Regions from separate parts of the Homo sapiens genome. Here regions 1 and 2 are each linked to region 3. The links are chromatin loops, found by intact Hi-C in ENCODE. Cell type or tissue: B cell. All regions are shown on one strand. Region 1 overlaps CEP120 (centrosomal protein 120). Region 2 overlaps CEP120 (centrosomal protein 120). Region 3 overlaps CSNK1G3 (casein kinase 1 gamma 3).

Evidence for each region. Peaks named below come from ENCODE experiments on the same cell type or tissue, not always from the same donor. Only the 100,000 strongest peaks of a DNase experiment are listed, where the experiment ranks them.
Region 1: it touches region 3 in a loop (4-fold over the local background); 19 of 110 quality-filtered maps call a loop at or near these places.
Region 2: it touches region 3 in a loop (10-fold over the local background); 7 of 110 quality-filtered maps call a loop at or near these places.

Annotation. Positions count from the first base shown.
Region 1 is chr5:123,372,899-123,376,898 of GRCh38, forward strand. All of the region lies in intron 16 of CEP120 (centrosomal protein 120), which reads right to left. Among named protein-coding and RNA genes, the nearest start is that of CEP120, 49 kb to the right of the region's middle. In B cell, no CTCF peak of the experiment used is centred here; no DNase peak of the experiment used is centred here.
Region 2 is chr5:123,396,132-123,400,131 of GRCh38, forward strand. It overlaps CEP120 (centrosomal protein 120), which reads right to left. Exons shown (of 20, transcript NM_001375405.1): 5 at 3,005-3,153. Among named protein-coding and RNA genes, the nearest start is that of CEP120, 25 kb to the right of the region's middle. In B cell, no CTCF peak of the experiment used is centred here; a DNase peak (open chromatin) is centred at 2,380; H3K27ac peaks cover 2,819 bases.
Region 3 is chr5:123,609,496-123,613,495 of GRCh38, forward strand. The region is part of intron 13 of CSNK1G3 (casein kinase 1 gamma 3); the gene reads left to right. Among named protein-coding and RNA genes, the nearest start is that of CSNK1G3, 99 kb to the left of the region's middle. In B cell, CTCF peaks have their summits at 1,813 (motif pointing left) and 2,022; a DNase peak (open chromatin) is centred at 1,796; H3K27ac peaks cover 1,703 bases.

The sequences.
Region 1 (4,000 bases), 240 kb before region 3:
ATAAAGTACAATGAGGAAAATAAAGATCCTTAGTAATTAAAAATTCAGTAAATCAACTGATTCTACAAAAACTTTTGAAGAGTATGAAATTTCTTATCAAACTGGTATCATGAAAATGTTTTTGGTAAAACTCAAATGTCAAATGTAAAAGTTACCTTCAGAAATCCTAACACTTTCTTTACACTTTTCTTAAGATGTCGCATATAAGAAAAAATTCAGCAAGAGACCACCAGAAGCAGAGAGGAACAAACACATTTCAACACTAAGGCAACTCTGTCTCTCCTGGATTCCATGAGAGCAGAGTAAGTGCAAGTTATCTGCCAACCCAGGATTAGGCCCTACAGCTACAGTGAAAAGAATCTCAGGAGAAGACTCAGGAATAAAAACAGAGAAAGAGATTACAGGCTAAAATTACTAGAAATCCTCAGAAAACAAAGAAGGAAAAAGAAACCAGAAAAACCATCAGCCCAATTAATTAAATCAAGGAGTGACCGGGAGATCCAGTTTACTAAAAGAATGGAAATTTCTTGAATTTGAAGAGTTGAGGACGAACAATCAGGAATAGTCTAGAGCAATTGCCCAGTGTCCAAAGAACAGGAGCATAAAGAAGAGCTGGCAAGAGTGTCTCCAGATGGTGACAAGTTTGCAGACTTTTACTAGACTACTTTGAGGCCAACAAGCCAACCCTGGCCCTCTACTTATGGAGAAGGCCTACACAGGATTCTGGGATACAGATGGAAGGATGACATCTTTTCAGGTTCTCTCTTTACAGATGTGATTGTCCTTCCAATTCCTGAGTTCTAACTCCAGGCTTGTGTTTTGAAGGGCTCCTCTGAGCCACATGGAAGATCCTCGGGTACCCCAATGGAGCCCTGGAACTATAAGGCCTCCACAGTCAGCTCCATGCCTGTTTCCTTTTTCCCAGAGACCCCCAGCCCCCAGCAGCAGTGGTCAACCTCTGCTGATTCTGCTCCAGATCTTGAATTTAGAGACAGTTACAACCTGGATCTCAATTCTGTTTGAAAGCAAAAGAATACCATAATCATCAGTACTCTGGTGCATGACTCTACCCAGCCCAATGTAATGAAAATAAAATGTGAAAAAAATGAATAATCCTGACCCCCTGCCAAAAAAAGACTGAGCATTACAGATATGCCAGATAAATATCCATGTAAATAAAAATAAGCTCAATTTTAATGTAGCATTTCTTGTTTTTACAGTTTGGTACCATATGAATTTTACAAATTCAAATACTATTACAAGTTAATGTAATTTAAAGATTATTTGGTTCAATTCCTTCATACTAATAGGTAAAAACAACAACAACAACAACAACAACAAAAACTGAAAGTCAAAGAAGCTAAATAATTGAGGCAATGTCAAAGACCTAGTGAGCTAAGTCAGTAGCGGGGCAAAAACTAACTTCAGACCTTTTCATCCCCTTGAATAATGCTTTCATTAAAGCAGTCAATACTTCCTGAAAAACAAAATGACAAGATAGCCTTGACTAAACATTCAAATTTCTCTTAGAACAGTTTCAAAAATTTTTAAAAAGGTACGAAGATGTTCTTTTTTGAATGAGTTTTTTTTTAAATGCGAACAAAGATTGCTAAAGATGTTTTCCAAAAACATATACCGCTATGACTATCCATCATTATATAAACCAATTGTCTCTTCCCTAAGGCATAGGACTTACCTAAATCTGAAATATTAATACTAAGAAAATATGTGGCAAAAATGGAAATCATCAGTAATAATTAGGATTTATCTAGCATGTTTAGGTAATGTAGTGTTCCATACATGAGAACTGTCCATATGACAGAAGTTTACCTATTTTTTAACATCCAAAGTTGAACAGAAACCTTTCTAAAGTCTCTCACTTTTCTGTTTTAAACAAAAGCTAAGAAAATATTAAATTTGGTAGTTTCTTCACAATTCCAGAACATTATCATACACAATTCTTGTTACAATTGGGCTATAAAGCAGTAAGCTATTAAGGCATGTTGGGCTCTTTTTCCTTTGCTAAGTGATCCACAAACTACAGATTTGAGTTCTGGTGACTGCTATAATCTATTTGAGTACAGATACTTCATCTTCATCAGCTCTCACTGACAGTGTAACTGTCCCTTCTACCAGTCTAGTTAGAATTGTGTGTATAATACATGTAACATGGTCAAGGTAAGGACCCAAAAAGCTTTTCCACACCTAAAACGTGAAATGTATACAGTCATGGACTTAGCAATCTGGGCATCTTGGAAACTTCTCCTGTCCTTCCTACCCCCTTTTTTTCCCCCAGGTTTTAGAACAGTGCTTCAAGAATACAAGTGTGCTCCAAGTAATTTTTCCAAAATACCAGTTCTTCCCACCAAAGTTAGTTATTCCTACAAAGAAGTAAACTACACCATATACAACACCATACACAAGTCTTTTTCTTTTTTTTTTGAGACACCGTCTCATTCGGTTGCTCAGGCTGGAGTGCAGTGTTGTGATTATGGCTCACTGGAGTCTTGACCTCCTGGGCTCAAGTGATGCTCCCACCTCAGCCTCCTGAGTAGCTGGAACCACAGGTGTGCACCACTATGCCTGGCTAATTTTTATATGTTTTGAAGAGATGCAGTTTTGCCATGTTGCCCAGGCTAGTCTTGAACTCCTGGGCTCAAGCACTCCTCCCACCTCAGCCTCCGAAAGTGTTGGGATTACAAGTGTGAACCACTGTGCCTGGCTTATACCAGTCTTAGACAAGGTACAGATATGTGTATTTCTTAAGAGCTCTCCTGGTGACTCTAATATGTGTTAAGAGCCTTTGTTCTAGATGGGTGAATCTTCCTGATAATTGGAAGAAGAGAAGCATTACTGGTGAATCCCATCATAATTGCCCACTTTTACAACTTTATCTTTTGTATTTTAAACAAGACTACCCTACTTGGTAACAATCAAATTCATATTTTTACAACCACCTAAATAATGGCTCTGTGCTGCTGTGGAAACTGTTCATGAGAAAATTTACTGAAGACTTGGGAGGCATTCATCATACATATCTAATCTACATTGGAATTTTTCAAGAAAGATAAGCTTAATTTTTAACAGCTTGATTCTTTTTTTTTTTTTAGCAAATATTTATTGAGCCCCTATTATGTGCTGACAACTGGCCTGGACTCCTGGGATACAGCTATAAACCAGAACAGTTTTTATGGAGCAAACAATCTGATACTGATTAAATTATCATGCTAATGAAAATAAAAACAAACCGATATGACATATCATAAAGAAAAAGAACAGGAGAATAATGTCCTATGAGACCATAAAATAAAAATTTGTCCTAGACTTGAGGAGGATGAATTAGGGAAGATTTCTAGGAGTGGGTGATGCTTTAGCTTAAAACTGAAGGAGGAACAGAGTACACCAGGCCCAGATAATGCAGCAAACATGAAGATCCTGTGGTTGAAGTGAGCATGGCATGCCTGAGAACTTGAGGGCAGACAAGCACGGGCAGAGAGTACACAGCACAGGCACAAGAGTGGGAGATGAAGTCAGAGAGACAGGCTCTGATCTATGCAGAGGCCTGCAGGACAAGGCAATGATTCTGATCTTTTTCCTATGAGCAACAAGACAATGCTGAAAGGTTTTAAAGAGGAGAGTATCAAGATTCCCAATTTCAAAAATATCATTCTGGCTACAACATGAGGAGCAGATTAGAGGGGCCCATCACTGAAACAAAGAACATTTACAGGTAGAAGGTCAAGTATGGAGAGAAGGACCACAGTGGGTTTTAAATGCCTTTAAGACATCTGAACAGAGATGCCAAAAAGCCAATCAGATATATGGGTCTAGAGGGCAAAGGTAAGGTCTTGGATATGACCCTGCATGTGAAAGTCCCAGATGTAGACTGTCTCTGAAATCATGGGCATGAAATCACGAATAAGATTGTTTTTGCAGAAAGTAAGTCCTGAGCTTGGAGGAAGTCCAACATGTAACGGCTAAAGGAAGACAAGCCTGCAAA
Region 2 (4,000 bases), 210 kb before region 3:
GGTAGTACTTTGATAGCTAAATTGTATTTAATTGTATAGATATGCCAAAGTTTGTTTATCCATTCATCTATTGAGGGCATCTGGGTAGTTTTCACCTTTTGGCTATCATGTATAGTATTGCTATAAACACTCACATACAGATTTTTATTTGAATACCTATTTCCAATACTTTTGGGTGTATACCTAGGAGTAGTATTGCTGATCATGTGGTAATTCTGTTTAACTTTGTGAGGAATCTATCTGCCTTAATTTTTTATAGAGATAGTAAACAATTTGCCAGACATCAACCTGTGTGTTTTTTTTTTTAAACTAAACTGAAACAGTAATTTGTCCCAGTAATTCACCTGTATTACCAAGAACTGTATTATATTGGTTTTTAAAAGTTATGGACTCAATAGGTCAATTACCCATAGGAAACTTTACCATACAAATGTAGCTTCTCACAAACAACATGGTAGGCACCTTAGTAATATTACCTCATTCCTCATGCACAACTGAAAAGATGGTAACTATCACGACTACATAAAATCAAGCCTCAAAAAGGTTAAGTAACTTGCCTAAGTTGAAGGAGCTAGAAAACAGAATGAGATTCCAACTCAAATCTATCTTATTCCAAACTCATTAAGAGGCAAGAGAGCATTATATGGGAACAAGAGAATATTAAAAATGACCACGTGGTCAGAAATACTTGGGCCATTAACTAGCTGTAAGATCTTCCTAAGACTTGCTTTCCTTATCTCTAAAATGAAAATGATCAACTCTAAGATTGTGGTAGGATTAAACACAAAATATGCAGAGTGGGTGGCACAATGTCTACTATACAAAGCATTACACAGTAAGTAATCAATAAATATGAACAATTATGCTTCCCTAAGGAGGATAAAAGTATTAAAACAGTGATTTTAAATTCAGCTGGGCATGGTGGCTCATGACTGTAATCCTAGCACTTTAGGAGGCCAAGGCAGGAGGATCACCTGAGGTCAGGAGTTTGAGACCAACCTGGCAAATATGGTGAAACCCCATCTCTACTAAAACTATAAAAACTGGCCAGGTGTGATGGCAGGTGCCTGTAATCCCAGCTACTTGGGAGGGTGAGGCAGGAGAATCACTTGAACCGGGAAGGCAGAGGTTGTAGTGAGCTGAGATTGCACCATTGCACTCCAGCCTGGGTGACAAGAGCGAGGCTCCACCTCAAAAAAATAAAAATAAAAAATAAAATGCTTTGCAAATATGGTAACAACACAGTAAAAATACAGTACATTCCTAATTATCTGACATATAGACAAGAGTGTTCTGATGTGGTTAATAAATAAAAAGGCAATAGATATCTGGCTTTCCCTGCAACTAGAGTGGCATATTAAACTATTAACAATCCATAAGCAGACCTTTAAGAGAAGAAAAATACGGAAACTGATATAAAGGCAAAAGTATGTATGTATCAGTGAGGAAATTTACAGTACCAAATAAGGAGAGAAAGAGTAAATGCTCAAAGAACACCAAGTTCTTTATATAGTGGGGATGAATTCAGTGTGACAAAGTAAACACATTTCCTGATAAAAATCTTTACCTGATGTACCTTGCAAGTCAAATAAAATTGTGGCCACTAATTGCAAATTTCATTTGTGAATGTGGATTACGTGGACATTTTGTTCCTCTAAGAAAGTAAATAAGGCCGGGCATGGTGGCTCACACCTGTAATCCCAGCACCTTGCGAGGCTGAGGTGGGATGATCATTTGAGGCCAGGAGTTCAAGACCAGCCTGAGCAGCATAGTGAAACCCTGTCTCTACAAAAAAATTAAAAATTAGGTGGGTGTGGTGGCACATGCCTATAATCCCAGCTACTCAGGAGGCTGAGGCAGAAGGATCAACTGACTCTTGGAGCTTGAGGCTACAGTGAGCTATGATCATGCCAAGGCACTCCAGCCTGGGCAACAAAGAAAGACCTGTCTCTTAGGGGAAAAAGTGGGGAGGGGAATACTCTGATAAAAATTGTACAGTTATAAACCATATTATCTATTTTTGTAAGTATTAATTCATTTCAGCTACTACAGAACAACATAATGTCAAGAAAAGTAGATCTGTAAAACCAAGTTGATGGCAGAGGAGGGAAAAAAAAAGGGAAGTGGACTTGAGAGGGACAGTGGAATAACAGCTAGTTTTGTGTTGAGCCGCTGTTGGGAAGGCAATCTACCATGAGCCCTGAGCATCCCTGGACATTCTTGCAGAGTATGGCAAGACTGCAAGGCCCAGACCACTCTTTTACTCAGCCCATTTCCCAGGGTTGTTTAAGCAGCTTGAGAGATAAGGTAATGTGTCTTCCTGGACAAAGACTAGGCCTGCTTACTGCTTACAATGAAAGTGGCAGGTTCCCCAAATTCAGTTTCCTCAGCTGTGATAAAACCCACTATGTGTAGAGCAACCACCTGGGCCCCTCTGTGTAGTCCCCATGGGACCTGGGGTAAGGGCAACTGAAGGAAATATACCAATATTCATGTTCTTGCTCTGCTACTAAGGGTAATAAATTCTTTTGTTTCTGATCCAAGAACCTGTGTCTTCTGCTAGCATCCATGACAGTAACAGCTTAATTTATTAGTTTATAAACAAGATAAAATAGAACCCAAAACTCTATAGGCATTAAGTATTAGTGGCAGAAAGTATTCCTGACATTGTAAGTTTCTCCAAAAAGTAAATCGTTCACAAATTTAAAAATCCTTCCATGTCAGTCCTTACAATGCCACACAGTACAATGGAAAACAATGTTAACTGATGGCCATTCTCCTAAATCCTGAGAGATTTATTCTCTTACAATCAAGATCATCAAAATCTATTTTTTCTAAATTAAGAAGTTTTCTTTCCAGTATGAAAGAAAACATGTTTTGAACTCATTTTTCAAAAGTTAAAAAAAAAAAGTCTACTTGCAAGTCTTTTTAATACCTGAAAGGTAAAATGTTTTACATAGTTTTCAAATTATTCGTAAGTCACCAATCTCATGAAAAGTCTCACCTGTTCCAACTGGGTAGCAAATGCTATGGTCACTGACATAATAAAGGAGTCAGTACAGTATTCTGCTGGTCCAATCTGATGGTAGCCTCCCTCTTCATTCAGCACAGCCACAATGTCCCTGGGGTCAAGTCCAGCCAGGATGGCAGGTACTTTACAGAGAAAAACACGATTAAACTACATTGTAGTTTGTCATAAACCATTATAAGATTTTTAAAACTGATTATATTTTGTAATTTGCTTGGTAATTTTCATGAATACAGTTAATATCTAATAAGGTTTCCTTTACTCTCTTACATACTCACCAAAGAAACCTTACTTAACCAGCATTGTCTTTCTGTATGTAAAAGTAAAATTCTGGAGTAACATTTTTAAAACCTTAAGGTAATAAACCACATAGAAAAGGCATCTAACATAGGTTTTACAGTGAATCTAAACTGGAAAGTGAATAAGCTAGATATGGCTAAGAAGAAAAGGGCAGCTGAACAGGGAATGGGGGAGTAAAAAAAAGAGTGTTCTAGACAGAAGGGACAGTATGTACAAAAACACAGAAGCAAGAGAAAGCATGTGTGAGAAAACTGACACAGGCATAGGGTGCCAGATCACAGAGTGAGAACCGACATACAGAGGGAGGTGGGGCTGGATAAGCAGAGGCCATATCATACAGTCCTTCTGTATGCTATCCAGAAACATTTTTGGATAGTTTTCTAAGAATAAGAGAAAATCATGAAACTAGTTTTGAGAAGAAAACTGACATAATCAAATAGGCTTTAGTATGAGGAGACTGAAGAGGGACAAGGTTTTTCAAATTGATTTAAAAAACAAAAAACATACACAACTAAAATAATTGATAATATCCAATGTTGAGGAGAACGCAGGAAAGTGAATGCTCTCAATGTTGGCAGGTACATGCTAGAATAACCAATTAGAGGGTGATATATCAGGGCCTATCAAAATTTTACATGTGCATACCCTATAAACGAGCAATCCTTCTTCTAG
Region 3 (4,000 bases):
ACTTTGATAGTCTCTAGAACTGTAAAGATAAGTAAAGAATAATTTATTTCCTCAAGAGATCAGTTCAGTGAGGAAGAGAGAGGTATAAAAATTATAATACAAAGTGACAGAGACTGTATAACTCTTTTGGGAGAGAGCAAATGGATTTTAAGTGGAAAGAAGAGCATGTGCAAAGATACTGAGGTAAGAAATCCCACGTGGTGTGTTCTGGGAATGACAAGGAGATTTTTGCTTTTTCTTACTTTTCCCTTCCTTCCATTCATAGTATAGGCCACCTGGGAAGGAAGCCTAATGGAGAATGAGACTAAGAGGAGGGTGGAAATAGGTTGGGAACAAAATTCTTGAAGAGCTCTGTGAACTTAATGCTTTAGTCAATGGAGAATCATTGATGAGATTTGAGAGGAAAAGGGCATGGCATATTTATGATGGGGGCAATTTGGATGGCAGATTGGAGAGAGGAGAGACTTAGACTGGGAAGTCCTTTAAAAGGTGCTTAGCAGTGGTGGAGGCAAGTTGAAAAGTTCAGAACTCAGCCAACATGAGAAAATGGGAAAATTTTGAAAGTCATTTCAGACTTAAGGGACTAGTTGCAAGTGGATAGGGAGGAAGAAATTGGAGATGAAGATGGGCCTGCAGGCTTTTGGTTGGAGTAATTTTGTAGATGATCTTGTTCTCTGATCTAAACTCTTCTTGCTTAGCTAAATGGTTCCTCGTTTTTTCTTTAAATCAAGAGATCCAGAGATATGAAATTACACTTCAGGTTTAAACCTTAAGGGGAAATATTCTTTGTCAAAGAATTAAAGATTAGATGCCATAAAATATACTTTCTGTACACTCATCAACCCAGGTCAGGAGAAACTAGGTTCTGGAGTCCTACGTGGTTAGTTCTAGGAGGTACCAACAGTCTCTCAACCAAAGGATGAGCAATGAGTCATCTTAGAAGGGATAAATAAGAACATCATATCCAGATAGGGAAACATGCTTCAGTTTCTGGGTGGATTTGAGAGAAGGAAGTATATACAAATATATGAAGAAAAAGGCAATGAACAAAGGAGAAATGGTGGTGCGGTGTCAATAGCACAAGCCTGTATGTGTTTTAGGACTTTGATCCATTTTGATTGCCTGTTTGTTGCCTAATTGTATTTAAAGAAACTAAGGTTGTTTCTAAAGTTCATCATAAGTAGGACTTAACATATATTCCCAAAGAATTTTAGAGTAGAGATGTAGCTTCACATTTTGAGAGGCTGAGGTGGAAGGATTGCTTGAGCTCAGGAGTTTGAGACCAGCCTGGGCAACATAGTGAGATGTTGTCTCCACTAAAAATAATGAAAAAAAAATTTACCAGCTCGGCGCCTGTAGTCCCAGCTACTCAGGAGGCTGAAGTGGGAGGACCACTATTAAATAAGTACTAACTTTGTGCCAGTTTGTTGGGCTATAACTGTGAGCAGTCCTTTATGAAGCTTAAATTCTAGTGCAAAGGCAGATAATAAATAAATAAAATAATTTCAAAGTAGGAGTAAGTTATTACAGAAAAATAAAACAATAGTGTGCTCAAGTGGCTACATGGGAGCAGCACTGTTTCAGATTAAGTGCTGGGGAAGAGGAAGCAATTGAGATGAGACCTGATTTCTTAATCTCTAAGACTATAAATTAGCTGTTTCGGTAATTACTTTTATCTTAAGAAATAAGCCATAAGGTTAAAACATCAATTTACTTCCTAACTTCTGTAAGTATATCGTATTTTGAGAACCTCTCTCTTGTCTATTTGGATGCATTTGTATCACATAAGGCAATGCTGTCCTCTGGTGGTAGTAACTTTAATAGCATGCCAGCTTTACTTTTGCAAATCTTTATAAGGACGTTCTTTATTTAGTGGGAATTATTTAAAATAGATGTCCTTTTTAGATTGTGTTTGAATTTAAGGGCCATTAGAATTTATTTGAAAATCTTATTTAGTCTCAAATAAATGCTTGGCGTAGTTCAGTAAAACACTGTTGAAGGAAAGATTACTTAAGTGTAAAGAACTCAACTCTCAGAACTCAACTCTCAGAACTCTCAGTACTGGAAATACAAACTAAGCAAAGTAAATTGCTGATACAAGTGTAGAAAATTTGGGACTTTGTCTTGTTCATCAAAATGTGTATTACATTAAATTGCCCATTTCAAAGGGCTAATACAACTTTAGAAAATTTTGAAAGAATCTACTTTGGAATTTGAAAGGATAGTGTTTAAGAATAGTGAACATTATTAAAGGAATTTTATATCAAACAATAAATTTCCATTGAAATATGGCCATATTCTTAAATTTAATATTCTAAGTATTTGGTCTGTCACTTCTAAATACCTATTTTTATGTCTTGCTTTCTGCTATTTGGATATTTTTCTGCTCTTTTCTAAGTCTTAAATTTAAAGGTTCATTTGGAGTAAAGGATTTTATCTTTTAGAAAGTAATTGAGATTTGAGAAATATTAGGTAGCTGACAGTTAAAAATAAATTTGACTTATTTTTTTAAATCCAGATCAAATCTCTTACATGTGTAGTCTTGTTGTACTGTGGCAGCTCTTCTCTAGGCTCTTGACTGGGTAATCCATTTCAGTTCTTTCTGCTAGTCACCTCCATGAGAGTAAAGTTGATAAACATTCATCATTACATATATTTCTAGTTGAATCTTTATCAGCTGGTCCACAATTTTAAATTATTTACATTCCACGGTCTAGTCGGTGTTTACTGTTTGGTTTACTTAAAAAAATGCAGTTGTGTAATTTGGTTTGCAGTACCCTCATAGTAGTTTCATAATTATGGCAGAAATCACAATAAATAATTTAAAATTATTTTTGACTAAAGATAATGTGGGTAGAGAGATTATGTAATTTAACTGGACAGTGTAGATTTCTGTTTACATTTATTTCACAGAAGTATATAAAACATACCTAGTAGTTATTTTATATTCTGTAATCTTTTGCCGGGTGGGACACTTGAAGCTATTTTTTTTTTTTTTTTGGAACAGAGTCTCACTCTGTCGCCCAGGCTGGAGTGCAATGGCGCGACCTTGGCTCACTGCAACCTCCGCCTCCTGGGTTCAAGTGATTCTCCTGCCTCAGCCTCCTGAGTAGCTGGGATTACAGGTGCCTGTCACCACGCCTGGCTAATTTTTGTATTTTTAGTAGAGACAGGGTTTTACCATGTTGGTCAGGCTGGTCTTGAACTCCTGACCTTGTGATCTGCCCACCTTGGCCTCCCAAAGTGCTGGGATTACACGCATGAGCCACCCCTCCTGGCCAAAACTATTCTTCTATGAATATAGATTAGTAAGAATTATAGAAACATCTTTATAAGGGCATATTATACACAGTCTGAATTGGCAGCTCTCGATGATGAAATCACCATGTATATAAATATACTTTGCTTTTATTACAAAATATGATTTATAAACATGCCCACATACCCACAGAGGACTTCAGTGGAAACCAGGGATACTCAACCATGCTTGCCTGCGCCAAAAGTAAATTCAACCTTAGGAAGGGGTTGACTGTTTAAAGGTTAAAAGAAAAGGTGCCTAACTATATGTAGTGTCTGTCATGTTGTATATTTTAATAGACTCTTTTATGTCTGGAAGGGGAAAATGCCATACCTTCATGCCTTTATTTGAAGGATTGTGAGGCATTTAAGATAGATGTGTATTTAATTTTTTTCTTTTTTTTTTTTGGTGGGAGCAGATCAGTGATTTTTTCAGTTCATACCAGACCACAGCATTTTCCCACAGCAGCCTTGATGTGTTCATCTCCTCTTTTAGAGACAGGGTCTTGCCCTGTCACACAGACTGGGGTTCAGTGGCACAATCATAGATCAAACATTCCTCCTGCCTCAGCCTCTCAAGGAGATGGGGTAACAGGCGGGTGCCACCATGTCCAGTGCATGTGTGTGTGTGTGTGTGTGTGCGTATGTATGTATAATATAATATATGTGTGTACATTTATATATGTATGTGTGTATATATATA